Regions from separate parts of the Homo sapiens genome. Here region 2 is linked to region 1. Evidence: read pairs that join two places in POLR2A ChIA-PET (ENCODE). Cell type or tissue: CD4-positive, alpha-beta T cell. All regions are shown on one strand. Each heading gives the region's core, and the rest is flanking DNA. Links, peaks and the distances in the headings are about the cores only. Region 1 has its middle 41 kb from the start of C5orf67. Region 2 has its middle 36 kb from the start of GPBP1.

Evidence for each region. ChIA-PET counts read pairs that join two places held together with the same protein. Peaks named below come from ENCODE experiments on the same cell type or tissue, not always from the same donor. Only the 100,000 strongest peaks of a DNase experiment are listed, where the experiment ranks them.
Region 2: POLR2A ChIA-PET joins it to region 1 with 5 read pairs; 2 of 35 experiments call an interaction of 5 or more read pairs at or near these places.

The regions. Positions count from the first base shown.
Region 1 is chr5:56,645,299-56,649,693 of GRCh38, forward strand. No RefSeq gene overlaps it. Among named protein-coding and RNA genes, the nearest start is that of C5orf67, 41 kb to the left of the region's middle. In CD4-positive, alpha-beta T cell, for the core only: no CTCF peak of the experiment used is centred there; a DNase peak (open chromatin) is centred at 2,363.
Region 2 is chr5:57,135,937-57,140,331 of GRCh38, forward strand. No RefSeq gene overlaps it. Among named protein-coding and RNA genes, the nearest start is that of GPBP1, 36 kb to the right of the region's middle. In CD4-positive, alpha-beta T cell, for the core only: a CTCF peak has its summit at 2,329 (motif pointing left); a DNase peak (open chromatin) is centred at 2,365; H3K4me3 peaks cover 233 bases; H3K27me3 peaks cover 216 bases.

The DNA.
Region 1 (4,395 bases), core at 135-4,134:
AAAACCTAAACAGGTGGTAAATTTAGATGAGATGCAGAGAAAAATGCAAAACCAGCTAAGAGCTCAAACGGACTAGGAAATACCTAAAAGATTGGGGAGAAAAGCAAAGGTTTGCTCAGAAGAGATGAACAGGAAGTTTTAGGAAACTTCAAATATCTAAAACACAGGGATGATTTCTTTGCACATACCTGGAAAACCAAATTAGGGGAAATCAACTTAAGGTGTAGAAGGAGCGATTTCGATACCAAGGCATTTGGAATGTACTCTTGAATAAAATTATGTTTTTTAATGTTTTCTTTCATATGCTGCTCTTTAAATGGTTCTGTGAAATAGCATGGAAGCAGAGTCATGGGTTCAGTGACACATTCAGTAGCCCTGGGCTGAAAGAACTGTGTAAGGCCCACTCCCCCACCCCACCCCACCAACCCTGCCAATCCACAAGAGCACTGATACCTTCTGAGAAGGGGCTCCTTCTCAATGGGGTTCATGCAGATTATACCTGGAATCAGGATTCTGAACAACTCCTTCATGAACCGCTCTGCTCATGACCCAGGTTGGGAAAGAGGCCCATCTGTCTGCTAGAATCAGCGGGAAACAGTGATGGTAAAGGCATGAGCCAAAGGTTCTGAAGGTGGGAAAATGTACACACACAAGACTCGCTGCCTGACTCCTTGGACAAAGACAGATGCTGGCTTGGTGTGATTTAAGGGACACCAAGATAATTCGCCAAATCTCTTTCCTATCAACAAGAAAAACAAGCAACGCAGTATAATGAAGAGAGGATTGTGCTAGGCCTGGGGAGGTCCGAGTCCAAATCTTGGTTCCATGTTATATTGATCTAGCTACTTCACCTTTCTGGGACTCAGTTTCCTCATAACAAGTTATTCTGAGGACTAAATGAGATCATGTATTAAGTACCTGGTACAATAGTAGCCACACAGTACACGCTCATTCTGTGGTAGCTTCTATTCTGCAACAGCAGGGACCTGCTTTTGACCTAAGCATTGTTAGGTTGTCACTATTGCCCTTCTGTAAATGAAAGTATAACAAGGAGTTGCTCTGCACACCCATAGATAAATACACAGGTAAGTTAACTTCTGTTGCTTGGAACTCAAAATCTTTTTTTTTTTTTTTTTGAGACGGAGTCTCGCTCTGTCGCCCAGGCTGGAGTGCAGTGGCGCGATCTCTGCTCACTGCAAGCTCCGCCTCCCAGGTTCACGCCATTCTCCTGCCTCAGCCTCCCGAGCAGCTGGGACTACAGGGAAACTCAAAATCTTAGTAGGAAAATCCTCAGCTTGCTTTGTCAACCTAGGAAAGGAAGTTCACCAGGAAAGTATAAAAGAGGGTGGTTCCCAGAAAATTAAATCACTTCAGCAGAATTTGAGGTATAAAATGAAGCACTGAAGAAAACGGATGCTTTTATTTCTCCATATAATGGAATTCAGAAGTTCTGCACATACATCGAAGAATATTTTAAGAATAACAATTATTCACCTGGACACTTCCAGACAAAACCAAAGGTTTGAATCCATGCTGGCATAGAAGACACAAGAAAGGGAAATCACAAATGACACAGTGGGAGCACAGGAGTCTCACTCTCAGCGGGCCTGTGGCCAGTGACATTCTTCAGTTTTCCTTGCCATTGTCTGCTGCCCAATCAGCTCTACTTGGTAGAAGGAGCTGGCCACTGGATCCAGATGGAGCTGCTGGGAATGAATGCCACACTGGGCAAGCAGGGCCCTGTGGTTCCATAGGGAGGCGAGAGTACCAGGACTGCTCAGTGGAGAAGATGGGCACAAATTGAAACAAACCAAACTGCTTGACTGAATGCTGCTGCCCAGAAATATAATTGAGGGAGGCTAGGATTGGAGTGGGAATCAGTGAACCTGGTTAGAGCTTTCTGGGGTAACTCAGAGGAAAAATTATGCAAAGTGAGTTGGGCAAATTAACTGTAGGAACTACCCTGATTTAGCAAGAGATAAGATAGGGAGGAGTCTAGAGCAGAGAATGGAAAAAACAGGCAAAGCAAGGCCCCGTGCACAGGGCCCAGGCTGCCTCACCCAGACAGCTTCAGGAACTTGGATAGGAATACTAGAGATAAAGCATATTCTAGTCCCCAGGACCTGGGGCCTCAGTTCGAAACCTTTCTCTGTCTCTTTTTTTGCATGTAAATATAAAACAATGGCTGGCCACTAATGGTTGTTTCTCCCCAAAGTAAAACACAGACAAAGAAAACAAAAAGTTCCACCAGCCAGACGTAAACTAATGATATATGTTCCAGGTAAGTGGTTATCTGCAAATCTGTCTTAGATCAAAGAATTCTCTCTCTCTTTTTTATTTTTGGTCTGTGAACAGGCAGGAAAAACTGGGGTTTCCCAGGCATGCACACTTACTTGCTGCTCAAAGAAACACTCAATCTGTTAGAACTTTTTGATGGCATGTGAGGCCTAGGGTGTGATTTCCATTATCTATTAAATGGTAAGTACGTAATAAGCATAGTAGATTTACAGTAGAGTCTATCTCAGTGAAGATGTTATTGCTAGAAATATTTATTAAAATTTTCTAAAAATATTCACTTATGCTGTGTAAGAAAAATGCTGCGTAGGATGCTAAAAGTGGCGTAAAATATTAGCAAAAAACCTACCCTCTCAGAGTGTACATTCTAGGAAAAATGATGCGACCTCAAATAATGCTCCCCGACTATTATCTGAGTATTTGCTATATGCAAAATGCTTTGTGCACATTGTTTACTTAATCCTCACAATAACCGATGAAAGAGATTAAATTATCTCAATTTTACTGAAGTTCAGAAAGATTGAATAACTTGCCTAAATTCACATGGTCACATGGTAAAAAAGACATCTATTGTTTCATCTATCTACATCTCCTCTTCTTTTTTTTCAATCCCAATCTCTTTCTTCTGAGGATCTGGTCTTCAAGATCCCCCTGTCCCTAATGCGCGAGTGCATGCACACACACACACACACACACACACACAAAATGTGCTTCTATTGGGCCAATCATAGACCTCTGCATTCCTGATCGTGTGATACAAATCAAACCAATCAGAGTTCTTCTTTGGTGTCTTCAAATTGGAACTAAGGTGAGAGAGTTCCTTCTTTCTGACCCTCTTGTGAAATGAAGCTTGGGCACATGAACTTTGGGGTTGCCAAAACACATAGTTCTAGCCTGTTGGAAGATGCTGGTCTGAGGAAAGAGAGTCAATACCAAGAAATAACTAGAAATATGAAATAAGAGACATCAAAGACAGCAGTGTGCTGGTCATTAACAACTAGTTCTCCAAATGTAGTTCTGACACAAATGGTGGTTGGTAATTTTCTTTAGGTGAGTAAAATGAAAGTAAATCAACAAAGACACATACTGGAGCTTGACTCACTTTTCAGTGATATGACTGACTGCTTTGCCAAGTCAAATAATTGTTCTTAAAATCTGAAAGATCTTAGCAATTTTCGATGCTATTCACAATGTAAGAACTGCAGATACAACACACTTTCAAGTTCAATTTGCATTGTCAACATTTTCTTCCTCACTTTCTTAAGTCTAGAATCTAGACAATCAACAAAACAATAGATTAAGCCTTGGTTTTAAGCATTCATTCATTTCTATGGTTTAAATGCCTCCACTACGGACATTTTCAAGCTTCCAACATGACATCAATACATATGAAGTTGGAAAGAGATGTATAATAGCACACCACTGTACAGGGTTTCCACCATACCAATACCACAGATATGAAGAATCTCAAAGGTGTAGATAATAGCAAAATGCGGTAAAATAATTGAGAAGTAATGAGGTTTTAGAGTTTATTACTTTTGTATTTAATACAATTTTTACTCATGAGTTTATATCATTTATTTTTTAATAATGTTATATTTAACAACTGGCTTACAAAATCCCTCAAAATCAAACAGTTGGCTCTCAAGAACTAGCGCGAGCCACATTCAGCACCCCACAGGCTCCATTTATTCCTAAGAATAAACTTATTCCCACCCTGATTTCAGGAGCCTACAAATGCTCTAATTTGTTCAACCTAGAGATAAAGTGTCTTTTCAGTTGCTTGCAACCAAAAGAATCTTAGCTAATTTAAGAAGTCCCTCTTGGCTACAGTGGACAGGGAAGGCTTCGTCAAAGAGACAGAGCTAAAGCGCCCACCTCTGAAGGCCAATTTTCCAGACGACTTAGTTTCATTTTTTTGAAAAAATTGAAGAAATAACCATGCCCCCCACTTTGATAAAAGGAATTTTCAACTCTGGAAAACCTGGCCATGCTGTGCCACGATCCCTTTAAATGTCTTCCCAGATGAAGAATGTTTCATCAGCTGAACGGAGCCTCCAACCCCTGCAGAACCTGGGAGGATGTTAGCAGCTCACAGCC
Region 2 (4,395 bases), core at 69-4,068, 490 kb after region 1:
GCTAACACGGTGAAACCCCATCTCTACTAAAAAATACAAAAAATTAGCCAGGCGAGGTGGCGGGTGCCTGTAGTCCCAGCTACTCGGGAGGCTGAGGCAGGAGAATGGCGTGAACCTGTGAGATTCCGCCACTGCACTCCAGCCTGGGTGACAGAGCGAGACTCCGTCTCGAAAAAAAAAAAAAAAAAAAAAGAAAAGAAAAGAAAAAGAAAAATTCCTTGGAAAAGAACTTTTAAGAAGTATCTAGTATTTGGCTGGGAGCGGTGGCTCATGCCTGTAATCCCAGAACTTTGGGAGGCCGAGGCAGGCAGATCACCTGAGATCAGGAGTTCAAGACCAGCCTGGCCAACATGGGGAAACCCTACAGACTAAAAATACAAAAATTAACTGGGCGTGGTGGTACGCGCCTGTAGTTGCAGCTACTCAGGAAGCTGAGGCAGGAGAATCGCTTGAAGTCGGGAGGCAGAAGTTGCAGTGAGCTGAGATCGCACCACCGCATTCCAGCCTGGGTGACAGGACAAGACTCTGTCTCAAAAAAAAAAGAAGTATCTAGTATTCAAGTGGAAGGGTTCATGTTGTTGAGCTGTGAATACCCATACCTCATTCATTTTCACTCCCAAAATTTTCATCAAAGTCTGATAAAAAACAAAAATGTACTGGGTGCAGTGGCTCACACCTGTTAAATCCCCAAACTTTGGGAGGCTGAGGTGGGAGGATCACTTGAGGCCAGGAGTTGAAGACCAGCTTGGGCAACATGATGAGACCTTGTCTCTAGAAAAAAAAATGTTAAAAAATTAGCTGAGCATGATGGCATGTGTCTGTGGTAGCAGCTACTTGGGAGGCTGAGGTGGGAGGATCAATTGAGCCTAAGAAGTTGAGGCTGCAGTGAGCCATGATCTTGCCACTGCACTCCAGCCTGGGCAACAGAGCAAGAACCTGTCTCAAAAAACAAAAGCAAAAATACCTCATGTTGGCTGGGCAAAGCGGCTCATGCCTGTAATCTCAGCACTTTGGGAGGCTGAGGTGGTTGGATCACATGAGGTCAGGAGTTTGAGACCAGCCTGATCAATATGGTGAAACCCCGTCTCTACTAAAAATACAAAAATTTGTGGTGATGTGCGCCTGTAGTCCCAGCTACTCAGTAGGCTGAGACAGGATAATTGCTTGAATCTGGGAGGCAGAGGTTGCAGTGAGCAGAGATTGTGCTATTTGCACTTCTAGCCTGAGCGACACAGCAAGACTCCGTCTAAAAAAAAAAAAACAAACTTCATGTTAACAGATAATAACATCTGTGGAGGTGGGTGTGGGGTGGGAGGTGAGCAGTGGAGTGAGTAGTGGTATTATAAGTATGTATCAATTGAAACAGGTAATGAAATTAACCAATGGATCCGCATGGTGCAGAATGGAACAGCTGTGTCAGAAATAAGGTGACAATCTATTAACTGACCCTGCTTAGTGGAAGCCAGAAGCAGAGAAAGTCAAGGAGAAGGAGGAGGAGGAAGAAAAATGAAGAGGTGAAAATAGCTAATACTTACAAGGCATGCCAGGATTTGTTCTAAATGCTTTGTTTATACATATAAAGGTGACCATGAGAACGTCATACCTTCCCCAACATCTACCTCCTCCCTCCCAGAGAGTCACAGAAATCTTAGGGAGGGCTTTGGACTTCTCATAGTGAGTAACTAGCATTCAAGCCAATCTTGTCTAGATCTCGTAGGTAGGAGACTTCAGATAACACCTGGGTAGCATTTAAGCTTTAGCTCTTACTTCCAAGAATGCTCCAAGGGAGGTTTAAGTCATAATACAATGTTACATCACAGCTTCCTTCTAGCTTCTAGTCCTGAAAGTGCCCTCAAACTCATCATTAGAGCATACCTTTATTGTATTTTCAAGTGTATCATAACTATTGTGTATATTTAAATAGGCAAAAGTTCCTTTTGTGGACCTTGATTATAAATACATACACACACTTTTTTTCTATTTCCTTTTTTTTTTTTTTTTTTTTGTGATGGAGTCTCACTCTGTCGCCCAGGCTGGAGTGCAGTGGCACGATCTCGGCTCACTGCAACTTCCGCCTCCGCGGTTCAAGCGATTCTCCTCCCGAGTAGCTGGGACTACAGGCGCGCCACCCGGCCCGGCTATTTTTGTTTTTTTAGTAGAGGCAAGGTTTCACCATATTGGCCAGGATGGTCTCGATCTGTTGACCTCGTGATCCGCCCGAGGCAGATCCCAAAAGTGCTGGGATTACAGGCTTGAGCCACTGTCCCGGCCCAGAACCCCTTTTAAAGTCACCCTTGAAGGGCTCCTCTGATTCTTTCCTCAATGGTTAAGGCAGCTCTTGGCTGCCCTCTTCTGGGATCAGGTCTCCAAGCCACCCATTCCTGTTGACCAGCAACCCTTTTAGGTCCCATCTTGCCTGTGAGCTAGGACTGGTGGGACCATCACAGCTGTACAGCTTGACTTTCTTCTTCTACTGCTGCTATAGGATCTGAGCAGTGCTATTTTACCTATAAATACAACCTATTGGGCTCAAGCTATCTTCCTGCCTCAGCCTCCCAAGTAGCTGGGACTATACGCATGTGCCAATGTACCCAGCTAATTTTTTTCTTTTCTTCTTCTTTTTTTTTTTTTTTTTTTTTTTTTTGTGTGTGTGTGTGTGTGTAGAGATGGGTTCCACTATGTTAACCCAGGCTGGTCTTGAACTCCTGGTCTCAAGCGATTCTCCCGCCTCAGCTTCCCAAAGTGCTGGGATTACAAGCATGAGCCACCCTGCCCAGCCAGCGTATATATTTTTGTCTTTTAAATGTTTTAGCTATTTTACCAACAAGGAAGATTTTCTTGGGGGAAAAAAAGAAATCCTGAGGCCTCTCAGATAATAAAACCTTAGGCAGATTCAATACAAACAGATAACATTATCTGGCACTGTCTATTAAATTATCTTATCTAAAAATGTCACATGTAGATTGTATGCCATAACCACTAATAAATACCTCGAAGTGTTTTTTAAAAAATAATAATTGCTCACATCATTCTGAGATGGCTAATTTTTATCTTTTATAATTTTTAAAAATATTTTTTTTTCTGGCCAGGTGCAGTGGCTCAGACCTGTAATCCCAGCACTTTGGAAGGCTGAGGCAGGAAGATTGCTTGAGTCTGGGAGTTCAAGACCAGCCTGAGCAACATAGCAAGACCCTGTCTCTATAAAAAATTAAAAAATAAAAAAAATTAGCCAGGTGTGGTGACACATGCCTGTAGTCCCAGCTACTTGAGAGGCTGAGGTGGGAGGATCACTTGAGTCTGGGAGGTCGAGACTGCAGTGAGGCCTGATCTTGCTACTGCACTCACCCTGGGTGACAGAGGGAGACCGTGTCTCAGAAAAAAAATCTGCATATCTATATATTATTATTACTTTTTTTTGTTTTTGAGACAGAGTCTTGCTCTGTTGCCCAGGCTGGAGTGCAGTGGCACGATCTCAGCTCACTGCAACCTCTGCCTCCTGGGTCAAGCAATTCTCATGCCTCAGTCTCCCATTAGCTGGGATTACAGCCATGCGCCACCACGCCTGGCTAGTTTTTGTATTTTTATTTATTTATTTTTGAGACGGAGTTTTGCTCTTGTCACCCAGGCTGGAGTGCAATGACGTGATCTCGGCTCACTGCAACCTCTGCCTCCGGGGTTCAAGCGATTCTCCTGCCTCAGCCTCCCTAGTAGCTGGGATTACAGTTGCCTGCCACCATGCTCAGCTAATTTTTTGTATTTTTAGTAGAGATGGAGTTTCACCACCATTTTGTCCAGGCTGGTCTTGAACTCCTGACCTCAGGTAATCCACCCGCCTCGGCTTCCCAAAGTGCTGGGATTACAGGCGTGAACCACCTCGCCTGGCCTGACTTCATTTTTGTACAAAGTGAGAGATATTGATCAGGTTTCATTCTTCTGCATATGATATCCAGTTTTCCCAGCACCATTTATTGAAGATTTTTCTGCAATGTATATTCTTGGCATGTTTGTCAAAAGTAAGTTCATTGTAGATGTATGGATTTATTTCTGTATTCTCTATTCTGTTCCACTGATCTATGTGTTTGTTTTTCTGCCAGTATTATGCTGTTTTGGTTACTACAGCTCTGTAGTATGATTTGACATCCAATAATGTGATTTTCCAGTTTTGTTCTTTTTGCTCAAGGTATATTTGGCTATTCTGGGGCTTATGTGGTTCCATATAAATTTTAGGGTTTTTTTTTTTCTATTTCTGTGAAGGATGTCACTGGTATTTTGATAGGAATTACATTGAATCTGTAGATTGCAACAATATTGATTCTTCCAATCCATGAACATAGAATATTGGAATAACAATATTGTTACTTTCAATCCATGAACATGGAATATCTTTCCTTTTTT